Regions from separate parts of the Homo sapiens genome. Here region 1 is linked to region 2. Evidence: read pairs that join two places in POLR2A ChIA-PET (ENCODE). Cell type or tissue: Panc1. All regions are shown on one strand. Links, peaks and the distances in the headings refer to the core of each region. The heading gives the core; the rest is flanking DNA.

Evidence for each region. Peaks named below come from ENCODE experiments on the same cell type or tissue, not always from the same donor. Only the 100,000 strongest peaks of a DNase experiment are listed, where the experiment ranks them.
Region 1: POLR2A ChIA-PET joins it to region 2 with 10 read pairs; 3 of 35 experiments call an interaction of 5 or more read pairs at or near these places.

Annotation. Positions count from the first base shown.
Region 1 is chr5:72,471,228-72,479,099 of GRCh38, reverse strand. The region is part of intron 1 of ZNF366 (zinc finger protein 366); the gene reads left to right. Among named protein-coding and RNA genes, the nearest start is that of ZNF366, 32 kb to the left of the region's middle. In Panc1, for the core only: no CTCF peak of the experiment used is centred there; no DNase peak of the experiment used is centred there.
Region 2 is chr5:72,820,014-72,827,885 of GRCh38, reverse strand. The region is part of intron 1 of TNPO1 (transportin 1); the gene reads right to left. Among named protein-coding and RNA genes, the nearest start is that of TNPO1, 7.3 kb to the right of the region's middle. In Panc1, for the core only: no CTCF peak of the experiment used is centred there; no DNase peak of the experiment used is centred there; H3K27ac peaks cover 570 bases.

The DNA of each region.
Region 1 (7,872 bases), core at 3,041-5,540, 350 kb after region 2:
CAAATGGGCAAGAGCTAGGTCTGGGATAAAGGGCTGGATTTACACTCATCCTCAGGAGGAAGAGCCCATTTGAAACTAGAACAGAAGTAGGAGGAAAATCTCTTGGAGGAAAACAGGGAGGGAGGCAGGGATGGTGATGAAACAAGTGTTTATAAGAGTCATTTATGTGAGTAGAAATTGAATGACTATTCTGTAACCTTTTCCAAGTTCCTGGGCTTTGGACTGATTTCAGGGGATTTTTAGAGGCCAATGTCTTCCCAGACTTGAGCCGTCTGAATGATTCAGTAGACAAAGTCCCCTTGGGGTGAGCAAACCCTTTCAATGGCCAGTTCCCTGGCAGGTGCCACCACTTTACATTTGCAGAATATTTCCACCCTTTGCAAAAATCTTTCACCTACTCTATCTTGCTTGATTATTACAGCAACATGTAAAATGAGTAGGATTACCAGGGTTTCCTTTTCTTTTCTAGGGGTAAAAATAAATAGACTCTCAAATTTAACTGACTTTCCAAACTCAGTGACTGAGTTAAGCAAGGTGAGCTGTGCAGTTCACTCTAAAGGAGCAGTGTGGACTAATGAAAGATGTACAGGCAAAGAAATTGGGCACATTTGGGGTGGAATGCCAGCTCAGCCACTTACTCACTCCCTCACCTCAGGCAAGCCAGTTCCTTTCTATGCTTTGATTTCTCATCCATAAAATGGAATAATGGCACTGTGTTGCAGGATTGATGCAGGGATTAAATGATACAATGCTCCATTTCCTTCCATTATTCTATCTTTGTGGTTGTGTGTGTTTTTGTGTGCCAGCTTGAAACCTGCATAGAAGGGGTGGTATATCAAGACACTGAAGAAATGGGTGACTGTGAAGGGCCCCCACACAAGGCCTGGCACAGAGCAGACATTGCATAAATCTAACTCCTCTTTCACTGCCCAGCTCACAAACTCCTGGGAGCCATGACGCCCTTGGAGGCTTTCCCCTGAAGGTTGCTTATGTAGTCTTACAATCCTACTCACTGAAATGTCTTTTCCCACCAAAACTTTGAGAGTGTTGCTGGAATTCAGAAATAGGATTCATTAAAAAAAAACAAACCCTCAAATATTTATCCAGAAGGCCATTATATAAGTGGGCTCAACAACTGTTTGCAATAGTTCTTATGTCATGACTAAGAGCAGAAATTGGCAAACTATAGACCTCAGGTCAAATCCAGCCCACCACTTTTTTTTTTTGTAAATAAAGTTTTATTAAAACACAGCCACTTCCGTTTGTTTATGTGGTGACTCTGGCTGCTTTCATTGCCACTGACAGGATTGAGTAGTTGCAACAGAGACTGTGTGCCTCAGAAAGCTGAAAATATTTACGGTCTGATCCCTTACTTCCAGGTTATGTGACCGTAGATAAGTCATTTATATTCGTTGTGCCTCAAATTCCTTACCTATAAAATAGGGATAATTGTACTGATTAAACCATAGACTCCATATAAAAGACTTGCATGTGGTGAGTCCTCAGTTAATAATAGCTATCATTATTGTTACCAGAATTGTTGATTTGCAGCAAAGCTCTTTGGGTAAAACACTAACCCAGGAACAGAAACCTATTTGGTCACCCTCAGTTTTAAAGGTCTCTCCTGCAGATATCAATAGCAGCTAGAATAGTCATCCTTCCTTGTCACAATCATGTTTTCTTAAGATCAGCCATTTCAATGCCATTAGCTCAACTTCCAGGACATTAAAAGCATATCCTCCCATTCCTCCACACTTAATGTAGACGCTTGGATCAGTGCCACTGGATATTTTCCAATATTCTGTGTACCCTCTCTGGGAAAGAAGGAATTGAATGAGGCATTTTGTTAAAATTAAATGTCAAGAGTACCAGCTGCTTATTTCTAAAAATATGAGCTAGATATTCCAAAAGGTGTGAACCATCAATCAAAGTACAAGGGAAGATTTTGCATTTAGTTGTTTGTTGTTAGAAATTTTTTTAATATTGTAAAGAAAACCAACCTTTTGACAAATGGCATTGAAAGCCATTAAGGGAGTTGAAAAACCAGCAGTTCCACTTTGTCTCCTCTATATGGTGGGAAATGCTTTCTCAATGTAAAGAAATTGTATCCTGAAGTCCAACCAGCATATGGAGGTGATTTCCAAGACAGAAGTGAAAAAAAAAAATCCCACAGCCCGACCTTTCAGAAGTATCATAGTCATGCAGAGAGAAAGCATCCTGCCCTCTTCCTCATTGTTAAGCTTTGTGGGTTAGAAGAGCCATCCCTATGGTGGTAGCCGTATCTCCAACCCAGCTTCTCACCAAGTGGCTGGGCAGGGTCTTGATGTGGGATGGAGAGAAGTCTTCCGCTCAGGGCTCACATGCATACAAATGGTGCACCTGTGAGCACTCCCCACTGCTGCCAGGGGAGAGCATAACCTGTTCAGGACTTTTCCTTTGTGATTACCTGGACCCCAGATGGCCATTGCCATGGCTGTGCCTCATCAACTCAATCTTGACATACAGAAAAATTTTCTCCACACCTCCAACACCCCACCATTAGTATCCTGGGTGGGTGGTGGAAAGGGAGGGATGACTGCAAGTCATAGGGCTTTTTCCAGCAGAATGTCTCTGCTGCCATGCTCACCCACTCACCATGTCCATTCACACTTCCCTTATTGTAGAGACTTCCATTTACATCGAACAGAGATTCACTGAGTACTCCCTACAGTACTTTTCAGCCTAGGATGGCCATGAGAATCACCTACAATACAGAGCTCTTAAAAAACATCGATGCCTGACTCCCACCCAAGAGATCCTGAGGTGATTTTGGTCTAAGAAAGAGCCTAGGTTTGCATTTTTTAAGGGAGGGGGCATTGTATGTTTAAAACTTCCAAAGTGATTCTCGTGTGCTGACCTACCATGTACCAGCCATTCTTCTAGAGACATACAACAGTGAACACAGGCCAGGTACCTGGTCTTATGAAACTTAGGATCTAGTGGGGCAAGTCAGATAATAAACATATGAATGACCAAGAAATTTTTTTATGGTGCTACCAGGAAAATAAAACTTGAGGCTGTGAAAGAGACAGCCAGGGATGCAGAGATTTGTAACTTTAGAGTGGTCAGGGCATCATTGTTATGGGGTCATACTTTGCTTCTTTACACGTGGTGAGCTCAGTGCTACAACAGGGCTGCAGTCAGACAGATCCTGCTCCTTGTTCATGACGGCATGGTGTCACCGTGTTCCCCGAGGCCAGATTTTACGGGCTGATGGACAATGAGAGCCTCTGATTGGGCAGATCAGCCCAAATCAACCACTGTTGCTGGAAGCCACCTTAGAGGGCATGTCTTACCCTCAGTGATTTGGTTTCAGAATGCTCCAGTCTTTTTGTCTTTTACCTACTATTAAATCAATAGCAGAACTCCTTTGACTACCTCACTCCAACATGATATCCTATTATCAGCATCATCTATTGAATACAGTTTTCTGACTTGTATATTGATAGTACTAAAAGCAGATCAAAACTCACTTATTCTGTACAGGCCCTCTGCAAGATAATGGTCTCATTGAATGAATTGCTAAGGTAGGCATTACCAGTTGAGTTTCATAAATGTGGAAACCAAGCCTCTGAAAGTTTAAGAGAATTTAGTGCGGCTTACCTCTGTAGTCCTTTTAGGTTCCTTCCAGCTTAGAAAATCTATGGTCCTATGATCTTTAGTGAGTTTCCTCCAGTGAGGTAGCAAGCCTCTAAGGGAAGGCATTTCATCTTCCCTTAGAAGGAAGATCTTTGCAGAAGACCCCCTTCTCTCCCACCCACCATGGGCCTTCCTTGTGTTGGGCAGTAAATACATCAGGGACCAGTCTGTGAAGGCAGCTTTCTGCTCACTTTTGGGTCCCTGAGCCCTACAGGAAGGTCTTCAGGCTGCGGGCTTCAGGATTGCTGCTCATAAGCTCCTGCATGTCAGAGCAAAGATGGTAACTCTGGCCTTTCTTCTCAAGACTCCAGGGTGGAGTTCTCAGTAAGCAACATTGAGCCTCCTCAAAGAAGCTCCCAAAGCACCTCATAGGCTTTTATAAAGGCTTCTGTGGGTGTTTGTCCCAAGATCTGTACCCTGGACAGAAAAGTTCAAGAGAAACAATTCTTTTATGCTACCCCTCCTTTCTTTCTAATTAAATTTTTAAAAATTGAGATTAAAATGCCAAATAAAGAGTCATTGTAATTCCTAAATTAGGAATTATTATTCAATAAGGCAGACTTAGAATTCCAAATAGTAAGTGGATTCTGTGGTTAAAGATGTGGAGGATTCCATACAGAGAAGGAAATTCCAGTAAGGTTGCTAAGGGAACTATATCTTTGAAGGGAACCCCCTATTTTGTTAATGTAATGCACACACAAAGAATAAGCAACTTGGATTACTTTACATGGCTTGTGTGTGTGTCTGTGTGTGTGTGTGTGTGTGTGTGCATGGGTGTACATTTGAGACAAAGAAAAAGAAAGCAAGGTTATGAATGTGATGAAATCTTATTAAAAAAATTAACATAGAAAACTGAAAAATTACAGTAACCTTCCTTTCTGAATTTGGACTTTCCCTCCCTTACTCTGATGTCCTTTTTTATTTTCACAGTTTAAGTCCCAAAAGAGAGATACAAACCTGTCCAAGATATAAGTCCTGTGATTATTTCAATGTAGTGGAAGAATACTTAAACCCTCACAGATTTAATCAACAGTGGCATTTTCCCCCCTCCCCTGTCCTTTCTCCTTTGTGTGCAGTGGAGAACCACAGCCCTCCAAGGAGACTTTCAGGATGGCTTAGCTGCCCCAGCTCCGTGCAGGAGCCTGAGAGTTCTGAGCCTTTTAATTGGCCTTTGTGGTGCTTCTGAGACAGTGTCAGAAACTCCTGATCTCATCTTCTTGAGGCCAAAGACATAGATTTAAGAGGTTAAAGGTTCATCTCCAGTACCAACAAATGCTCTTTAAACAATGTGCAAATTCAACATAGTGCTCACAGCAATAAATAAGCCATAATGATAATGTTTGCTGCTGCAAATTTCTCCACATGGCAAATTAATTCATTCTGATTCTGAACTGGCAACCAATGGCAACATTAATTTGCCAGATGGAGATACAACCTAAATTCACATGTGCTCTTCAAGCCACAGACAAACCTCTTTTCAAAGGCAGATATAGCAATGCATAGTAAGAGGATCACAACCAAGCAAGGGATATCTACTGAGTATCTTCATGGTGACCAGTACAGTGCAAGGTGCAATGACAGAAGAGAGTATGAATCCTAGGCTGCAGGGAGCTTAAGCACTGGTTAAGCACTAAACCTAAACACAAAATAATCAGAGTGCAATATAGGGGGAAAACATACATTTAACCCGGGGATCAGTGGGTTTAATGTCATAGGATTTGAAACAAGAGACAGATAACTGAGTAGGGAGCAAAGGTTTCCGGGAAGAAGCTGAACTTAAGTTCAGCCGGGAAGAATGGAATGGGTCAATGAAAAGAACATTTCTGGATGGCCAATCAGTCTAAACAAAGGCAACGAGGAAGGAATTATTATGCCTCTTGTAGCTAATTGTGAAAGTCTGATCTGACTGCAGTTGACAGGATTTTAGAGAGAAGGGGAACAGAGTTGGACTTGATTATGGAGAACTTTGACAGTCAGGTAGAGGAATTGACATTTGATTTGCTCTATATATCAGATAAGGATTGTGTTTCGCTGCAAGCCACAGAACTCTGAATACATTTTCTTAACCAAGTAAAGGATTCATTTTCTCAAATAACAAGAAGACCAGCACCAAGTGGGTACAGGAGCTCCACACTGACAATCTCCCTCTACCTCTTGACCATACATGGTAGGAAGCATTGTTGCCTCATTGTTCCAATATGGCTGCTCCTCCTCCAGCCTCATATCCACATTCCAGGCAGTTTTATCTACTATTTATTGTAAAAGAACAGAACAAAATTCTCTTAAGACTAGCAAATTATAGCAATTTGAAAATCCATCACTTACAAATGTTAAGTACTGGTGATTGTATAAGATAGTGACAACGCAGAAAGGTTTAGGAAATGGTCCCTGGCTTCAAGGAGATCCCAGTGTTGTGGGAGGTTAGATTATGCAATACCCCATGAGGAAGCTCCCTCGAGGGTGTGGGCATAGTCTGTGGGAGTTGAGAGGAAGGGGGACTGATTCTGTCTGAGGGCTGGGGCATGATTTGCACTTTGATATTGTGTGGTTCTACAGTGGTACAAATAGGACTGGACTTTTCATTTACCCTGAAAGCAGCTTTTAAGCAACTCAACTACATTAGGGCCCCGGGGAAGGACTTTACATTGCCAAAATCTACAGGGCTCACCCTTGACACGCCAGAGTGCCCTCTCAGCACTGGGGAAGAAGCCAGGGAGAAACTCGGAGGGCTGGAATGGAGAAACTGGATTAATCATATTTGCAGTGTGTAATTCTGTAATTACTATGAATCTTTCTAACCGATTCTTCTTTATTTCAAGGTTAACTGCAGTTCATTTTTGGACTTATACTTACTGGCTTTCTTAATGCAGTTAATTGAAGGTCAGCCTAATTTTGCAAGTCCCCAAATTCTTCCTCTGTTCTACAGAACCCACTGGTAGGGAAGGCTGTGGCACTGGTTGGGAAAGGGGAAACTTTTTCTCTCATCCTTCACATCCAAAGATAGTCCTTCATCCTTTTCATGTTGTTTTAACTGACATTTTAATGATTAAATAAAAACACACAAAAAAAGAACATTTTGAAAGAAAATAGTTTCTGATGTTAGTCAAGGAAATGTAGTTCTGCTTTTTGTTCTCTCATGTTCAGTAAATCAACCAACCAGTTCAATATTCCTCTAGTAGCTCCTAAAATGTTTTGCACGACATCTGGTTGTCAGTTTCTTTCACTAGATGGTGAGTTCCTTGAACCTAGTTTTTGGTTTATAAGACATTGTCCTCCTGGCACCCAGCATAGTGCAGACACAGAAGAGACACTTGAAGCAGTTTGCTGAGTGAATACCTGCAGGGCAGTTCCTCACAGTCTGAGTTTTTACTGTGGCTTGTATTTATTTTCCTGATGATACAAGCCTAGGTCATAAAACTGTATGCCCAAAGAAAAAGCCTGGGTGAAGTCTGACAGGAGCATCCAAAGACCTTAGGCAGAGGCTAAGACTGGAGGATCACTTGAGGCCAGGAGTTCAAGACCAGCCTGGGCAACAAAGTGAGACCCCGTCTCTTAAAAAAAAATTTTTTTTAAGACCTTGGGCAGAAAAATCAAGGAGTCTATTAAAATGCCTCAAGAGAATTTTTCAGAGCTCAAAAGGAAGGGAATCCCAAGTCTAATTTTGTCTGAGTGTTTGCTGTTTGAAAGCCAATATGAATTTTTACATTTTTAATGCAAGTGTTTGAATAGCTAAGTCATCTACAGTGTATAGAAGTATAAGTTGCAAAAGTATACCATTAAAAGTTTCCTTTCCACCCAGGCACTGAACAGCTGCAGAGGCACCCACCCATAGACTATGATGGGAACGGCCCCTCCATAAATTGGTAACTCAGCTGCTTCACTCCCAAACCTTCCTCCTCCAGCCATACAGTCCTTTTCCCCAGAGACAGCAGATAATACCAGATTCTTCTATTTCCTTCTAGAGCTAGGCTATCTGTACATGTACACAAGGAGATAAGTGCATGTATTTTATCAGTATGTATATTTTATAAGAATGATTTTAGTGAGCAGAATCAATAGAAAAAAATCAATATGAAGCAGACGAATGAGAAGACTTGGAACAATAAAAATGTAAAGTGGGGAGAAAAGGTATCCAGATGCAGAGTGATCATTCATCAGAAGGCAGAAATATAGCAAGAAGTCTACTACATAAAA
Region 2 (7,872 bases), core at 3,539-6,038:
TGCAGTGGCATGACCACAGATCACTGCAACCTTGACCTCCCAGCCTCAAGTAATCCTCTCACCTCAGCATCCTGAGTAGCTGGGACTATAGGCACATGCCACCATGCCCAGCTAATTTAAAAAAAAAATTTTTTTGTGGAGACAGGGTCTCCCTATGCTGCCCAGGCTTGAAACAAAACTCTTGATTCCCTTCTCCAACCCATTCCAATCTCCTCCTCCAGTTGCCTAATACCACTAAATACTACTAGTTTTCACTCAGTTGTTCAGGCCAATTATGGAGATCAGAAGCAATGATCCTTATTTCCCTTGATTTCCTTCATATCCCAAATCCTAACCATCAGCCAAGACTCTTAAAATACACCATCAAAATATACTCTGAATTGACCACTTCTCACCCCCTCTGCTGTCTACCCTAGTCCATGGTTTAGGCAGATTTGCTTGCCTCCTCTTTTGTTCCCTTATAACCCATTGTCTGAGACAAAGCAGCAAAAATGATCTGTAATTATTAAATCTGTAATTAAATCATGTATTCCCCCCATCAAAATCTTCCAGTGGTTTCCTATCACACAGATCTTATATCCTCATCACAGCCTGCAAAGCTGTACCTAACATGGGTGCCTGCCCATCTCTCTGAACTTATCACCTAGTAGTCTCTGTCCCCTTTTTCACTATGTTCATCACACTGGTTTTCTTACAGTGCCCAGATCATGCTAAGTTTGTTCCCACCTAAGGGCCTTTACTTTTGCATGCTCTTTCCCCCATATTCACATTGCTCACTCCTTCCCCTCTTTCAGATTGACTGCTGGCCAAATACGACATTTAAGAAAGGCAATGTCCTCTTCCTTTTCTCTCTACCCTACCCTTTACTCTCCATTTCCTCTCACTGCTTTATTTTCTTAATATGTATTTGTTTTTTCTCATCTCTTCATTAAAAAAACTTAATGTAAAACATTAACATGTGACTGTTTCTCATTGCTAAAAAAAAGAAAAGCAAACAATACATATGAAATTCAAGCTCCTTTCAACTATCTCTCTTAATCTCGGTCCCCTCCCCAGAAGTACTTTAGTATGCATTTGGTTATGTATCCTTGTAGCGTTCTTCTCTATGGAATTAAATACACAGGTATCTGTAGAAACAAAAAGTGTTTTAGGCCTGTTCTGTAACAAACTTCAAAATACGCCTTAACTTTCCTAGTCATTATACAGATTTTGTTACTCATTGTGATATATAGGTCTATTGGTGAACATTTAACATAATTACCATTTTGCACCATCACGAACAATTCATTTAACAAATACTTACTAAGTGTCTACTACATTCTAGGCTCTGTATCTGTATCTTGCAGATACAGCAAAAAATAAAACAAAGATCTTGCCCTCTTGGAGCTTGTATTCTTGCAGGAGGAGGAGGACAATAAACAGAATAAAATACATAGTGTAAACTTTTTTTGAAAAGGGACAGAGAGTAAATATTTTAGGCTTTGCAGGCCACATATATATGTCACGTATTTTTTGCTTTGTTTCATAACCGTTTAAAAATGTAAAAACCATTCTTTTGCTTATAGGATGTACAAAAACAGGGCAGAAGCTCATGGAGCTGTGGCTTGCTGACCCCTAATATAGTATGTTAGAAGGTTGTATGTGCTATGCAAAAAATAAAAAGGAGTCCAGGATAAGAGTGGGTGGGGAAGGGCAGGATAGAATATAGTATTAAACAGGGTATTCATAGATGGTAAGATCTGAGCAAAGACTGGGAGGTAAGTCCATTGAGCCAAGCAGATATGTGGAAGAAGTACATTTCAGAGAGTGGAGCCAGCAAGAGTCCTAAAGTAGGAACAGGACAGACATAGCAAGCAGGCCAGTGAGTAAGGGGAGAACAGTGGTAACAGTAAATGAGGTCAGGAAGGTAAGGAGAAAGTGGAGTGGATTGGGCAGATCATGTAGAGCCTCACAGGACCAGCTTTTCTCTGAGTGAATGAAAGGGAATGTCTTAGTCCATTCGGGTTGCTATAACAAAATACCATAAATGAGATAGCTTATAAATGACAGAAATTGATTGCTTACCATTCTGTAGGATGGGAAGTCCAAGAGCAAGGCATATTCAGTATCTGGTGAGGGCTGCTTTCTAGCTCACAGACTTCTTGCTGTGTCCTCAAGAGACAAAGGGCAAGGGATCTCTCTAGAGTTTTGTTTTGTTTTGAGACAGAGTCTCACCCTGTCACCCAGGCTGGAGTGCAGTGGCGTGACCTCAGCTCACTGCAACTTCCGCCTCCTGGGTTCAAGCGATTCTCCTGCCTCAGCCTCCCGAGTAGCTGGGACTACAGGCACGTGCCACCACGCCCGGCTAATTTTTTGTATTTTTAGTAGAGACAGGGTTTCACGGTTTTAGCCAGGATGGTCTCGATCTCCTGACCTCATGATCCGCCCACCTCAGCCTCCCAAAGTGCTGGGATTACGGACATAAGCCACCGCACCTGGCCTCTAGGACTTTTTAAGGGCACCAATCCTATTCATGAGGACTCCACTCCCATTTCCTAATACCTTGGGAGTTAGGATTTCAACAGTTTGGGAGGACACATACATTCAGATCGTAACAGGAGCCATTGCAGGAGAAGTGACAGGGACTGTCTTAATTTGCGAAAGGTTTATTCTGGCTACTGTATTGAGAAAATACTGTTGGAAGGGGATAGGGCAGAAGGGGCAGACCAGGTAGTAACCTATTTCAGTAATCCAACAAGATGTGATGGTAGTGGCTTGGACAAGGGTGGTGGCAGTGGAGGAAGCAGTGAGGCATGATAGGATTTTCGATGTATTTTGACGATACAGAAAACAGATTGTCCTGAAAGAACAGATCTGAAGAGTAAAAGAAAAAGTGAAGTAAAAAAATAAGGCCAAGATTTTGGTCTGAGCTACAGGAGGACGGAGTTGCCACTGACAGAAATGGGAGAGTCTGTGGGTAAAGCAGGCATTGGGGAGAAAGTTTAGGAGTTTAGTTTTGGATATGCTGACTTTGATGTCTATTATTAAACATTTAGGGGAGATGTTGAATAGGTAGTTGCACATGTAAGACTGGAATTGAGGAGGGGGCTAAAGATCTAAATTTGGGTATTGTTGATATTTACATGGTATTTCAAGCCATGAGACTAAATGAGATTACCAATAAAGTGAGCATAGATAGAAACAAATAAACAAACAATTAAGACTTGGGGCTCTCCAACATTAAGAGGTCAGTGAAAATAAAGGAAAAGGAGAATTACAAGGACCAGCACTGAGACAGCAGATAACCAGGAACGTGTGACGTCCTCGAAGGCAAAGAAGAAATGGTTTCAAGGCTAAGGGAAGCAAACAGCTGTGTCAAATGCTGCTGACAGGTCACATAGGATGAGAATCAATAACACAGGGCATTTAACAATATGGGGGCTACTGAAGAACCAGAGGAGCTGTTTCTGTGGGAGTGGTGCAGACAAAGACCTCACTAGAGTGGGTTTAACAGAGTACTAGAGGAGAGAACTTGGCAATAGCAAGTACAGACAACTATTTTGAGAAATACTGCTCCCAAAGGAAACAAAAAATTGGGGTAATGTGGTGAAGTGGGACAAGATTTTTTCCTAAGAGGGGAGAAATAATAGCATATCTGTTTGCTGATAGAAATGATTCAATAAAAAGAACAAAATTGATGATGTGGAAGAAGAGAACCTGAAGCAAAGTCCTTGAGCAGATGAGAGAGAATGGGGCCTAGTACAAAGGCAGACAAGAATATGAACAGTTAATCTAAGGTAACAGGCAGGAAGACAGCCATGTACTGAGCAGATGCTGCGCAGACCCTTTCATAAATAGAGTGCCAGAGGTATGTGGAGTGGTGGCAATCTATGGAAGTTCTGATTACTTCAATTTTCTCAGCAAAGTGGGAAGCAAGGTCATGAGCTGAAGGTGAGGATGGGAAAAGAGATATAGAAGGTTTGGGGAAAATAAGATATGAAATAGTCATTTAGAGGAGTGGAAGAGTAAGCAGACTAGGAAAATACAGTACAACCATCAGGCAGCATTACAGACCCACTTAAGGTTTGTGGCCATGTGTGGTTGTGTGGTTTTTTTTCTGGCCATGCTCAGTTACATAGGGGCAAGTGCAAAAAAAACCCCAGAGTTTGTTTTAACTAGAGCTCTGGTTTTGCCAAACAAGCAAAGAGCAAGGAAAGGGATCCAAAGAAGTAATTAAACTGATTAATCATGAAATTTAGATGAGTAAATTCCACATAAAAGGGAGTGAAAACATCAAGAGGGTAAGGGGCAGGGGAGCAGTAATAGGATCAATGGGTTGGAGATTCCATTGGGGTCAGAAGATGGTTAGGGCTGAGGCACTAGGAGTGAGCTGCAAAAATAGGAAGAAGCGGTAACAGAGCAGAACACATGAAATGGCAACTATGGAGGGACTGCAGTTATTGACAGTGCACGAGGGTATCACTGTGGAATGAGTGGCTGATATAGCATAGATGGGAAGAGCACTGGAAGAGAGGTCTAGGAAGTGAGAGGCCAGGGTTTGGGTGGATCAGTTATGTACATTCTTATCAATTTCAATATAAAGACTGGAGAGTGGGACAGTGGGCCTTTATGACATAATTCAAAACTGAAGATTATAGGGAGAAAGGAGGAAGCATAGTCTGAAAGAAGTAAGAAGACTCATGACAGATATCTTTCCCACCTCTAGAAACAGTGGGAGGAAAGTTACGGAGCAAACAAACAAAAACAGCCACAACTGCACAGTGGAAGAGAGTCCGGTTTCCATTACAGCAAGAAAGTGAAAGCAACATCTAAGAATGGTTCAGACTGGATTTTGCAGATGATGGATAGTTAATTTCACAAAGTACAGTAGAAGGGTATGAAAAGTTGAGAAGAGGTTTAAGAAAAAGCATAGACCCCACTCCAGCCTGGACAAGAGAGCTAGACTGTGTCTCCAAAAAAAAAAAAAAAAAAAAAAAAGTGTAGACCCAGGCCAGGCCGGGCGCAGTGGCTCACACCTGTAATCCCAGCACTTTGGGAAGCCAAGGTGGGCGGATTGCCTGAGGTCAGAAGTTGGAGACACGCCTGCACAGCACAGTGAAACCCCATCTCTACTAAAATACAAAAAATCAGCTGGGCATGGCGATGTGTGCCTGTAGTACCAGCTACTCGGGAGGCTGAGGCAGGAGAATTGCTTGAACCCAGGAGGCAGAGGTTGCAGTGAGCCGAAATCATGCCACTGCACTCCAGCCTGGGCAACAGAGCGAGACTCCATCTCCAAAAAAAAAAAAAAAAAAAGTGTAGAACTTTTTATGAATGGAATGCCAGAGACAAAATGTGAACAGGAAGTCTGGAGTTTCTGTGGTTACTAACAAGGACTAATCCTAGCACACATGACTCCTGATATACTCACGTGTTTCTCTAAGAAATGGAAACTGCTGGGTCAAAGATATTTTTACTTTAAAATAGCCGTACCGATATATTCAATGTTATCCCTACAACCTTCTCAATACATACTAACAAAACTTTTTTCTCTTTGGCCAGTATAATGAGAAAAAAAAAAAAGTCACTGCTTTACTTTGCATTTTTCTGCTGGTGAGGTAAATCATTATTCCATGTTTACCTGCTAGCCATATTTCCTCTTCTGTGGAACTTGCCCACTTAAAAAACTGAGTTGTTTTCCCTTTTAAATCGATGTAGAGTGCTTTAAAAATCTATTTTATTCTGCTCTTAATGATTCATACAAATCAATCTTCTAGATTCGTTTCATATCTTTCAATGGCTCATGATAGGGTGACATAAGGCTCAGTAGGTTCTCTCTCTTCAACATCCCTCTCTACTATATATTAGAGTTTGTCTAATTAAGACCTTAGTCAAATCTGGCCATACCATTGGTTTCATAACTGTTTTTGCACTACAGTGGTAGAGATGGTATGGCCCACAAAGCAGAAAATATTTGCTACCTGGCCCTTTACAGAAAGTTTGTGGACCCCTGCTATATACCTTTCAGGGCCCCTGAACCGCTTAAGAGTTCCAAGAACACAGCAGATCTTTATGTTTACTGACACACTCACTGAAATGCTGTTCCTAGTTCCCAAAATGCTCCAGACATTCCCCCTAATCTATTCAACGAATCTATTACTGGCCTTTCTTGGTGTTTTTACAGATTTATATCACAAAAGCTGTAAATACACTTATTGAACTTGTTTATTTACATATCTCTTTCTCCACTAGTATGTAAATCTCTCGACAAGAGATAATCCCAGCACTAATAAATGGCACAAAAGTCCTTCATGGTTTGCTAGCTCTCTCATCATTTCCTAGTTCTGCTATGCTCCAGTCAAAATATATATTTAATTTCATTAAATATTTTTCAAAAACACAATTTCAAATGGTAGCATAATAATCAATAGTTCTGTACTTTTATATTCTTATCTTTAAAATCTTGTTGGATACCACCTATTCCTAATAATTTATTTGCATTTATTTAGTATATTCATGATTTGCTGAAATACTTCTCTTCCTTAATTCCTTTCTTAGTAAAAACAAAAGTGGTGGAATCTTATCCTTCCTAGCATTAACTTTTTCATTTGTGGTAGAAACATATGCATCTAGGATAAAGGGGCTCCACTAATAAATTATTTTACTAATGGCTTCGGAGTCATCTATAAAATGCAACTCAAATATGAATTTTTCTCTAATTTTCAGTATAAATTTAACTTCCTACACCTTGTAGGCAGTTCTATTCTCCTTATGTGAAACACATATTTTTTTGCTTGTTTCCCCAGTAAAACCTTCATTTACTTTACCAGGAGTTTTACTAAACGTATATTTCAATTTTAGCACTTACGGGCCTTTTCATTTCTCTTATTCCCCAAATTTAATCAAATTTGAGATTTCTTTGGTTTTCTCTCACCTATTTGTGTTAAGATCATTAAGAATTGCACCCACAGATATTTGGTGCATTCACTTTAGAACCCGGTTTTATATAGTTGTTACCAATTATATCTCATCCAGGTAAAGATTTTCTTTTTCTAAAATGTGGAAAGTTAAGCCCTGTCTTGTTTAACTTTGCAACTTACCCATTCATTATTCCCAGCTCAGTTTAGCTATCTTAAAAATGTGGTCTGTGATCTATAGTTAGTTATAGTATAAAATTCTGAATATGTATATGATATAAAAGTATACAAATAAAACAGCATGATGAGCTTTGCAGTCAAGCAGATCTAGATTCAGATTCAGGCTCGAACGCTCTGAGCCCTTGGACAAAGTACTTACCTATTTACACTTTGTTTTCTCATCAGTAAAATAGAAGTAACTTCCATGTATAACACAGAGCCAACATAATAAATGAGAAAAATGTACATGAAAGTGACAATGTATGTTAAATGCCTACAAATGATGTCTAGTACATTACAAGGAAAACGTTAATCCACTCTCTATTCCTCCAATCCCAAAGCAACAGGAACAATACTGTGTAGTCTCAATTTATTATATTAATAAGTTCATTATTAAATTCCCTTAAGTAAAAGCAATTTGCAGTATGGACCATGAGCTTTGGATGTTTACTTTGACTCAGTATTTTTGCTTTGGGGACTCTAAATAATCCAGAATGCAGAAATTGATTTTTGTATGAGGATGTTCATTGCAGTGTTTCTTATAACTGCAAAAAAATTAGAAACTGTTTAATAATGAGAAATCCACACAAACATGCAAACATTAAATATGGTGACAAAATAATTAAGTAGCATAAGAAAATGCTTATGGTGAGAATACAAAATTACTCACATAGTAAAGTCTCAACTGTGAAAAAAATCCAATAAACTCAGAAAAAAACATTGGAAGGAAATGCGCAAAAGGGCTTACAGTAGTTAC